2 separate regions of the Homo sapiens genome follow, and region 2 is linked to region 1. The links are chromatin contacts, found by Hi-C or POLR2A ChIA-PET in ENCODE. All regions are on one chromosome and are shown on one strand. Each heading gives the region's core, a stretch centred on a gene start or an enhancer-like site at or near the end of the contact. The rest is flanking DNA. Distances are from core to core; before and after follow the strand shown. Region 1 overlaps COL5A1 (collagen type V alpha 1 chain). Region 2 overlaps COL5A1 (collagen type V alpha 1 chain).

What was found. Hi-C counts contacts between places; a loop is a spot of excess contacts on that map. ChIA-PET counts read pairs that join two places held with the same protein, here RNA polymerase II (POLR2A). Pooled maps may share reads with other maps.
Region 2: POLR2A ChIA-PET joins it to region 1 with 14 read pairs in AG04449. The contact joins two enhancer-like sites. A Hi-C loop is called at or near these places in 1 of 168 maps with a recorded cell type or tissue (chondrocyte) and 2 of 50 pooled maps. POLR2A ChIA-PET finds 5 or more read pairs at or near these places in 1 of 52 experiments (AG04449).

Annotation. Positions count from the first base shown.
Region 1 is chr9:134,660,137-134,663,779 of GRCh38, forward strand. The region is part of intron 1 of COL5A1 (collagen type V alpha 1 chain); the gene reads left to right. Among named protein-coding and RNA genes, the nearest start is that of COL5A1-AS1, 9.1 kb to the left of the region's middle. Within about 2 kb of position 2,180, at least 16 of the 41 ENCODE cell types and tissues checked have a DNase peak (open chromatin) inside an H3K27ac peak, as active enhancers do.
Region 2 is chr9:134,705,812-134,709,473 of GRCh38, forward strand. All of the region lies in intron 4 of COL5A1 (collagen type V alpha 1 chain), which reads left to right. Among named protein-coding and RNA genes, the nearest start is that of COL5A1-AS1, 55 kb to the left of the region's middle. RefSeq lists an enhancer at 2,490-3,057. Within about 2 kb of position 1,305, at least 17 of the 41 ENCODE cell types and tissues checked have a DNase peak (open chromatin) inside an H3K27ac peak, as active enhancers do.

The sequences.
Region 1 (3,643 bases), core at 930-3,429:
AAATGCAAACTCTGAGAGAAGCAGTGCCCCAGGCCTGATTTCCAAGTCCACCCTTTATCCTATTAGCAGAACGATGTGTTCTATGTGCCATGAGAGTCCTCAGGTTTGCCAAGGACCAGGCTCAAAAGAGTTTTACTCTTGGTTTTCACTTAAAATGGACCATGAGTCCTAAAGAATTGTCAAAGTCCTCTGAAGATTCGCTACCTGGGTAACTCACCTACGCCTACTGTATGCCCCAGACAGATTCTATTAGGAAAAGTTAGGAAGTTTCAATTTATTAGAAACCAGTGGAATAGAGATGCTGCTGCATATGTGGTCTTAGGCATTTCTAGTTTCAGGTCACCTCAGTAGCCAGAATTCACTGTAAACAGTGGTAACCCAAAGCCCTAGTTCATGCTCATGACATCAAAGCCTCAAACTTCAGTGTCTAGCTAGAGACCAGTGGTGGGAGTGGTGCCCCTGGAGGTTAAGGAGGGTATTGCATCCCAGCTCTACTAGACATTGTGAAAACCTAGGCTTGGCCTGGGTTGTACTAGAGTACTCATGGTGCGACCTCAAAACCATAACTTTCTTCTGTGCCTCAGTTTCTTCATGTGTAAAATGGAGCTGATGATGTCTCTCTACCTCATAGATTTGTGGTGAGCATCTAAGGAGGCACAGTTTAGATCTCTATAGAAACAGGCAAGGTCTCTTTGAGTTCTTCTTGCATCTCAGAGTGCCTGCCACTGTGAGGTGCTCAGTGAATGGTCACTGGGTTGAATTGTGAGTGCTTTGTAAACTCAGAGGGTGCTGACCAGCCCAGAGAATTGCTATGTTTTGAAGTAGCTCTCTGAAGTGGGGTGGAGAGCAGATGTTAGAAGCTGTGAACCATGCACCTGGGTTCTTTTAGGGGAGGATGGAAGGTACCAGAAGAGTGATCTCAGCTTACCACACCCACCACTGGCTGGCAGAGGTGGGGTATGCTGGGTTTGCTGACCCCAAAGAGGCTGGGTGGGAGAGGAAGCCGAGAGTTGCCTAGGGTGGCCTGGGGAGTTTGGTTGGGGAAGTGTCGGGGACACTATTCTCGGTGCTGCATCCAGGGAAGCTGCCCATCAGCCTTCCTTGGATTGGGATCTTTGGGATCAGGGATTCACTAATTGTCCCACATCTGACATTAATCTGGGCTCAGCCATGTGTTGCTGAGCTTCACACAGCTGTTTGCACCACCCCAGATCTTTCAAGGGGTCCCCAAGCAGATGACCAGTTTGCAGCAGGGCGTGTGTGTGAGGTACAGGAGCCTCCAGTCCTGTGGGCAGATGCTGACGGATGGGCTGATGGCTCCCAGCACCAACTGCTTTCTGTCGGTGACTTTCACTCCACCCACCAGTCCTGTGAGGTCAGTACGGTTCTCCTGACTCTGTGAGGACGTGCCCAGTTGACTTGGCCAATAGGGAGCAGAGCTGAGACTTGGTGGCTCTCTTAGACGCCAGTGTCCCCTCTGTGCTGCACCCATACCCCCCTCCCCATGCAACCCTGCCCAGCCCACTGCATCTTCCTGAGAGTTTTCCCAGATGTCACCCAGCACCTTCTTAGCTGTAATCTCTCCAGGCCCTTTCAACCTAAATGTCTTTAATTCTGGGATCAATCATCTCACCCTATAAATGACTCCCAGGAGCTCTTCCAGCTGTGCTCCAGAATTCCTTAAGCAGTGCCAACCTCGCTGTTCCTCCGACCGCTTCTTCCCTTTCCAGCCCTTCCCTCCAGCGGCTTCTGTTCTCTAGGATGCTAAGGCGAGTCCCAGGATGGCATTCAACTGGACACGGATGCCAGTGTTGTGAGTGCTCCATGCTGAAAGCCGCCTTCTCTGGGGCGGTTACTCACGCAGAGGCGGGAACCTGACTCTGTGCCTGTCTGTTGGCTTCCGTAATCCAGCCCTCCCTGTGCTGAGTTTAAGCCCAAATGAAATTACTGGGCTCTAAGTATGTGCCTTTCTCCATAAAATGTGATGCCTGGTCAATATCTTGGCCAAAAAAAAAAAAAAAAAAAAATTCCTCTGAAGGAGGGTAGTCTGGTCTCTTTCTAGTCACTTGTGAAAATATTTCCTGATCTGATCTCTGCAGTCGTGTACGCGGCCAGCACATAACTGCCCCCAGGCAGGGCCCTGACTTCCAGGCCGCTCAGGGCAGCTACCCTCCCTGGGATATGTCAAGCTGAGGGCTTCGCACATTCTTCTCTGACAACTCAGCTGGTTTCCAGCCCAGTCCGGCTGCCTCCTTCTTTTCCACTTTGACTTTCCTAACAGCCTGGGAAGCTCTGAAGCCTGTGTTTTCAGGCCTGCCGGTGCCAGTGGAGCTGGCCTAGGCCTCCCCAGCACCCTTCCTGACCCCTACGTAGATGCCCAGTGCTGCCTGCCAAGGACTTTGAATCTCTCCAGTGGGGACATTCCGCGCTCCTTGGGTGATGGGAGGCTGAGGGTAGAAGTGAGGGTTGATTTAAGAGAGCAGCCCAGATGGAAGGGCCTCTGGGGGTTGTTCTCCACCCTCATGCTCTGCAGCCCATATCTCTCCTCTGATCTCTCTCCCGGCCTCAGCTTTCACAGCTCTAGAGTGAGGTGGGGACATGGACGGCTGCCAGCTTGGATGGGGACGGGCTAACTCGCATGAAACCCTCTGGGCTGCAAAGCGATGCTCTGAATCTGTTGTTAATTACATCTTCCTCGGGCCGCAAGTTCTGCACCAGAGTTGGTCACTCTAAACCTGGGGCTGTTAGCTATAGTAGAACCTCATCTGCCTCGTTAGCAGAGACCGATGAGTGTTTGCTGCACAGCTACTGCCTGCTCTGTGAGCCTCCATGTTTGGAAATTTACTAAAAATACTGCCTTTGCATTCAACTCGCCACACATTTCTGTGAGCATGTACGATGTCAAAGGCCCTGTGGGTGGCTTTGCTGAGGGGGTGGTTGAAGAGACCATGTTCTCAAAATGAAGTTCGACGTTTCCTGAACAACTGTTCTCTGCACGTTGCTGTGCTGGGTGCATCCATCGGACGCAGCCCCTATCTGGAAGGAGGGCCGTGTGGGCCAAGAAAGAAGAGAGGATGCCTGGCCTGACCTGGGCTGGCCCTGAGGCTTTGAACACCTGGGCTCCTCATCCTGGAGTCAGTGTGTGGTGGCCGGGGGCCTGTCCCAGAACGTAGCACACTTCTCCTCTCTGCTGTCCCCATACTGTCCTGATAGCCTAAGAGGGTGAAGGGCTGGGGCTGGGGGAGGGAGTGTGGCCCAGGTGTTCAGAGGCCTCGGGAGTCTGCTGGGGAGGTGCAAGGAGGCCGCCCTGGCCAACCTGGCAGGGCTGGGAGGCCATGGGCACTTGAGGGGGGAGGATAAATGTCACTTGAGCATTTTCCTCCTCCTCCAGTTCCTTCTTTAATATCTATTTTTAATGAAAATAATACATTTCATTATAGTCATTTTGGAAAACACCAAAAAGTATAAAGAAGAAAATAAAAATGACTGTAAACCCAGATTCTCCCAAACCCAGATTATGAATACAGAGAAGAAAGTACAGAGGGAAATGCGTTGTGGTGGCGGATGGGGAACGCCTAGACCATCCCTAGGCCTCTGCCCTGAGGACTTGGACTTGGACTTTGTCATGCCACATTAGAGTGCA
Region 2 (3,662 bases), core at 55-2,554, 45 kb after region 1:
ACTCCCCTTATGAATTAGATGCTGTGAGTCCTGCCATAAAGATGAGACCCCTGGGCCTTCAGGAGGATGGAGCCGCTGAGAGGTCCATGGGGAAAGAACTGGCTGAGGGTCCCGCCAGCCCCAGCTAGGGCGAGTGCTCCGGGGCGCCTCCTGCCCGTACCTGCACCTGCCATCACAGCAGCCCCTCAGCAAGGTTTGGGTTCGCAGGCCCCTGTCCTCCTCCCCTGGCAGAGTGCCCCTGTGGAGCTGGCAGGAGATCCCCCTGGCATGGGCTGTGTCTCCTAGGATGGGGTGGGATGGCCAAGCCCTCTCATGCTGCCTGTTCCCAGGGCGAGTATGCCGGAGCTGCCTGGGACATTGTCCTGGGAAGTTCTCATCCCAAGTCTTGTCCCTTCTGGATGTGCCGGTGCCCTGGGGCCAGCACTGGTGTCAGAGGAGGACTCAGGGCATTGCTCCCTAAGCCCCAGGTTTCCAGAGGTGCTGGGCAGGCCCAGGACCACCGTGCAGGAAGGGGAAGGCAGAGGGGCTGGGCTCCCCCCAGTGCAGGAAGGTCTTTTTATCCAGGGCATAGTCAGGAACGAGCTTTGTGTTTTCAGAAACATGGCCTCAGTGGCCAGGGTGAGCATGGGGCATCCTGCAGAAGGTGGGGATGTGTGAGTTATCTTCACAGGCAAGGAGAAGGCGGATGGGAGAGCAGCCAGGGCCCACCCCCACTGTGCCCTGGAAGAAGAGAGTCTTGCTGCCACTTCATAGCTTGGGAAGCCAGCACCAGGGAGGTTGAGTCACTTGCCTAAGGTCACTCAGCAACATGACAGCAGATTGGGACCTCGGAAATCATGACACAACTGTCCCCAGCCTGGAAGGGATCCCGGGGACCAGTGGCAGGAGACTGGACTCAGGCTGGCCTGACAGCACTGTGGGCCCCCGCCTGGCATTCTGTTCTCCTAGCCCTCCCCGCACAGGCCCTGAGGACCCTGGAGTCCCCTGGCCCATGGGGTCTGTGAAACTCTGGAACCTTCCAGGAAGAGCCAGCATAAGCTGTTAGCAAGGGCAGAGGGCCCAAGAGTGTCCCTCCCGTGTGTGACAGGTGACCTGGACCCGCCTAGCCCCTGTCCCAGCACCTTCCCCAGCCTGTGGCGGGCAGCACGGGGCTACCTGGCTGCTGATCCGGAGGGCTCCATGCACCTCTCTAGAGTCTCACCTCATCTATGGGCCCTGAGCTGGCCCAGTGAGCCACGTCAGGGAGGCTGGGAGGCGGGACTAAGAGGGGGCCTGGGGTGCCTCTGCCTTGAGGCCTGCCGTGGAAGGCCCCTCCTCTGTGGGTGAGCTATGACCAGGAGGGGGGCCGTGGAGGGGATGAGAACTGCCCCGGGGGACAGCCGGCCAGCGAGTTCTGGGCCAGGAGCCAAATGTGCTTTTAAGCTGTTGAAGGTTTCAAGGGGCAACAAGACCAAACAGACTATAAACTCCAGCTCTCCCTGCAAAACCCCTGGGTGCTGGCGGGAAAGTGATGGCGTCGGCTCCAAGCTCTAACGGTCCTCCATCTGTCTGCCTTCATTTCAGCCTTTGAAAAACACCGAGCGGTTTACCTAATCCCTGATTCCCTTTTTCCAGGGGCCTGGCTTTTCCACTGACATGTTCTTTCTGGAATTTCACTCTCCCCGGGGCAGGAGTGGGGCCTGTGCTGAGTGGGCCTTTCTCAGCCATCCACGGAGGCACCCTGGGATTCCTGTGAGTGGGAACAGAGGAGCCCTGGGATTCCTGTGAGTGGGAACGTCCCCCAGGGCGTCAGGCCCTTCAGTGTTAGGGCCTCGAAGGGGAGAGCAAGGGCTTTGTTAGAGGCCCAGGTCCACGTTTGCTGTAACTTCCCAGGCTGGGGCCTTTGGAGCCTCTGGATCCTTCCAGAACTACCTTGTTGCTCACTGGCTTGCTGACGGCTGCCTGGGCTGCCTGTGGGACACAGCAGGTAGGACTCAGGCTTGGGTCTAGGGCAGCTCTGGAGCCCGCAGCCCATCACTGGGCAGCCGGGGAAGCCCCAGGGGAGGGAAGCGCAACCGTGAAGATGAGCAGACTTCCCGGCACACAGGCGGGCGAGACTGGGTGCTGAGCTGTGTGCGGCTGGCGGCTCCGGGACGTGAGGGGATTCTGCTGAGGACCTTTCCTCCTGGTCGGGGGAGGGCTGCGGAGCTGGGAAAACCCACCTCGCCAGACCTTCCCTGGGCCCTGCTGCTCAGCCTCTGCTGGATGAGCTGCGTTCCCCTGTGAGAGGACTGGGGAGGTGTCCGGGGAGGGAGGGCTTTCCCCGCCTTGGAAGCTGCCCAGAGGGGCACATTTGGGGGGCTGGCTGGGCCAACTCTGACTTCGGACATGAGATGGATGTGATGTGTGCACCTGGGCAGGGCAGGGCACTCCACCGCCTCGGGCAGCCCCAGGCACCCTGCTATGTCGTCTCTGTGCCTCCATCACTGGCCAGGCAGCATGGATAGGCCAGGTGTCCCTCTGCCAGGGCTTCTCGGAGGCAGTGTGTGCCTGCCCCTCCCGAGTCCTGGCCCAAGTCCCTGCTGCTGCCTGGCCAGTGCGCCTGCCATTGCGGCTCAGAGCAACTCCCGGGGTGGGGGCTCTGGTGCACCTGCACTGACACAGGACACTGTCACCCTTCTAGGTCCTCGGTCCAAGACCCGCATCTACCCAGCCCTGCTGTCTCCTTAGCATCCACTGGTGCTTTCTGTAGGATCCACCTCCGCTGTCTCAGGCCACCTGTGTGGCAGCCCAGACCCCACCCTGGCAGTGCTGAGGCAGCCCCTGGCAGCGGAACACCAGCAGGTGAAGGGCAGAGGCCCCTTGTCGTGTCTTCAGCTCTGCCTGCTTTGCTGAGACCTCCTCTTGCCCCTGGAAGGGACAAGGACATTGCACTCTGCATGATCTCCTGGGACTGCTGCAACCAACTGTCACAGCCCGGTGGCAAACAGCAGAGATTTATCCTCTCCCAGCTCTGGGCCAGAATTCCAAGATCGAGGTGTGGGCGGGGCCGTGCTCCCTCTGAAGCTTCCAGCGGGGGACTCTGCCTGCCGCTTCCAGCCCCGGGTGGCCCCAGACACTCCTTGGCTTGTGGCCACGTCGCCCCAGCTTCTGCCTCCGTCTTTACACAGCCTCTCTCTTCCCCCTGTGTCTCTCTGTGTGACCCACAAGGACATTTGTCGTTGGATTTAGGGCCCATCCTAATCTAGGATGTTCCCATTTCCAGATCCTTCATTCCATCTGCAGTGATCTTATTTCTGGACAAGGTCACCTGTGGATCTAGATTCTGGGAGTTCCGACCTGGACCCATCCCTCGGGGCCATGATTCAGCCACTTCCCTACACCAGCGTGGAAAAGGGGTTTTTCGTCTCTTAAATTGCCACAGAGCACGTGTGCTTAAAAGTGAGCCTCTGGGCATGCATATTTGGGGCCTCTAGCTGAGGCTTCGGGGTGGGCTGCTGAGCTGTGCCTGGCTGAGGAGGGGTGGGGGGGCTACTCCTGGCTAGCAGGCGGTTGGCCAAGCCCCGTGGGCATCTCCCTGGTGCAGTAGGCAGCTGCCTGGCTGGCTGGAGCCAGTGTGCAGTGTGGCATTGGGGTGCAGTTTGGTATCGGGGTGCATTCTCATTTGCAGTTCTGGTCTAGGG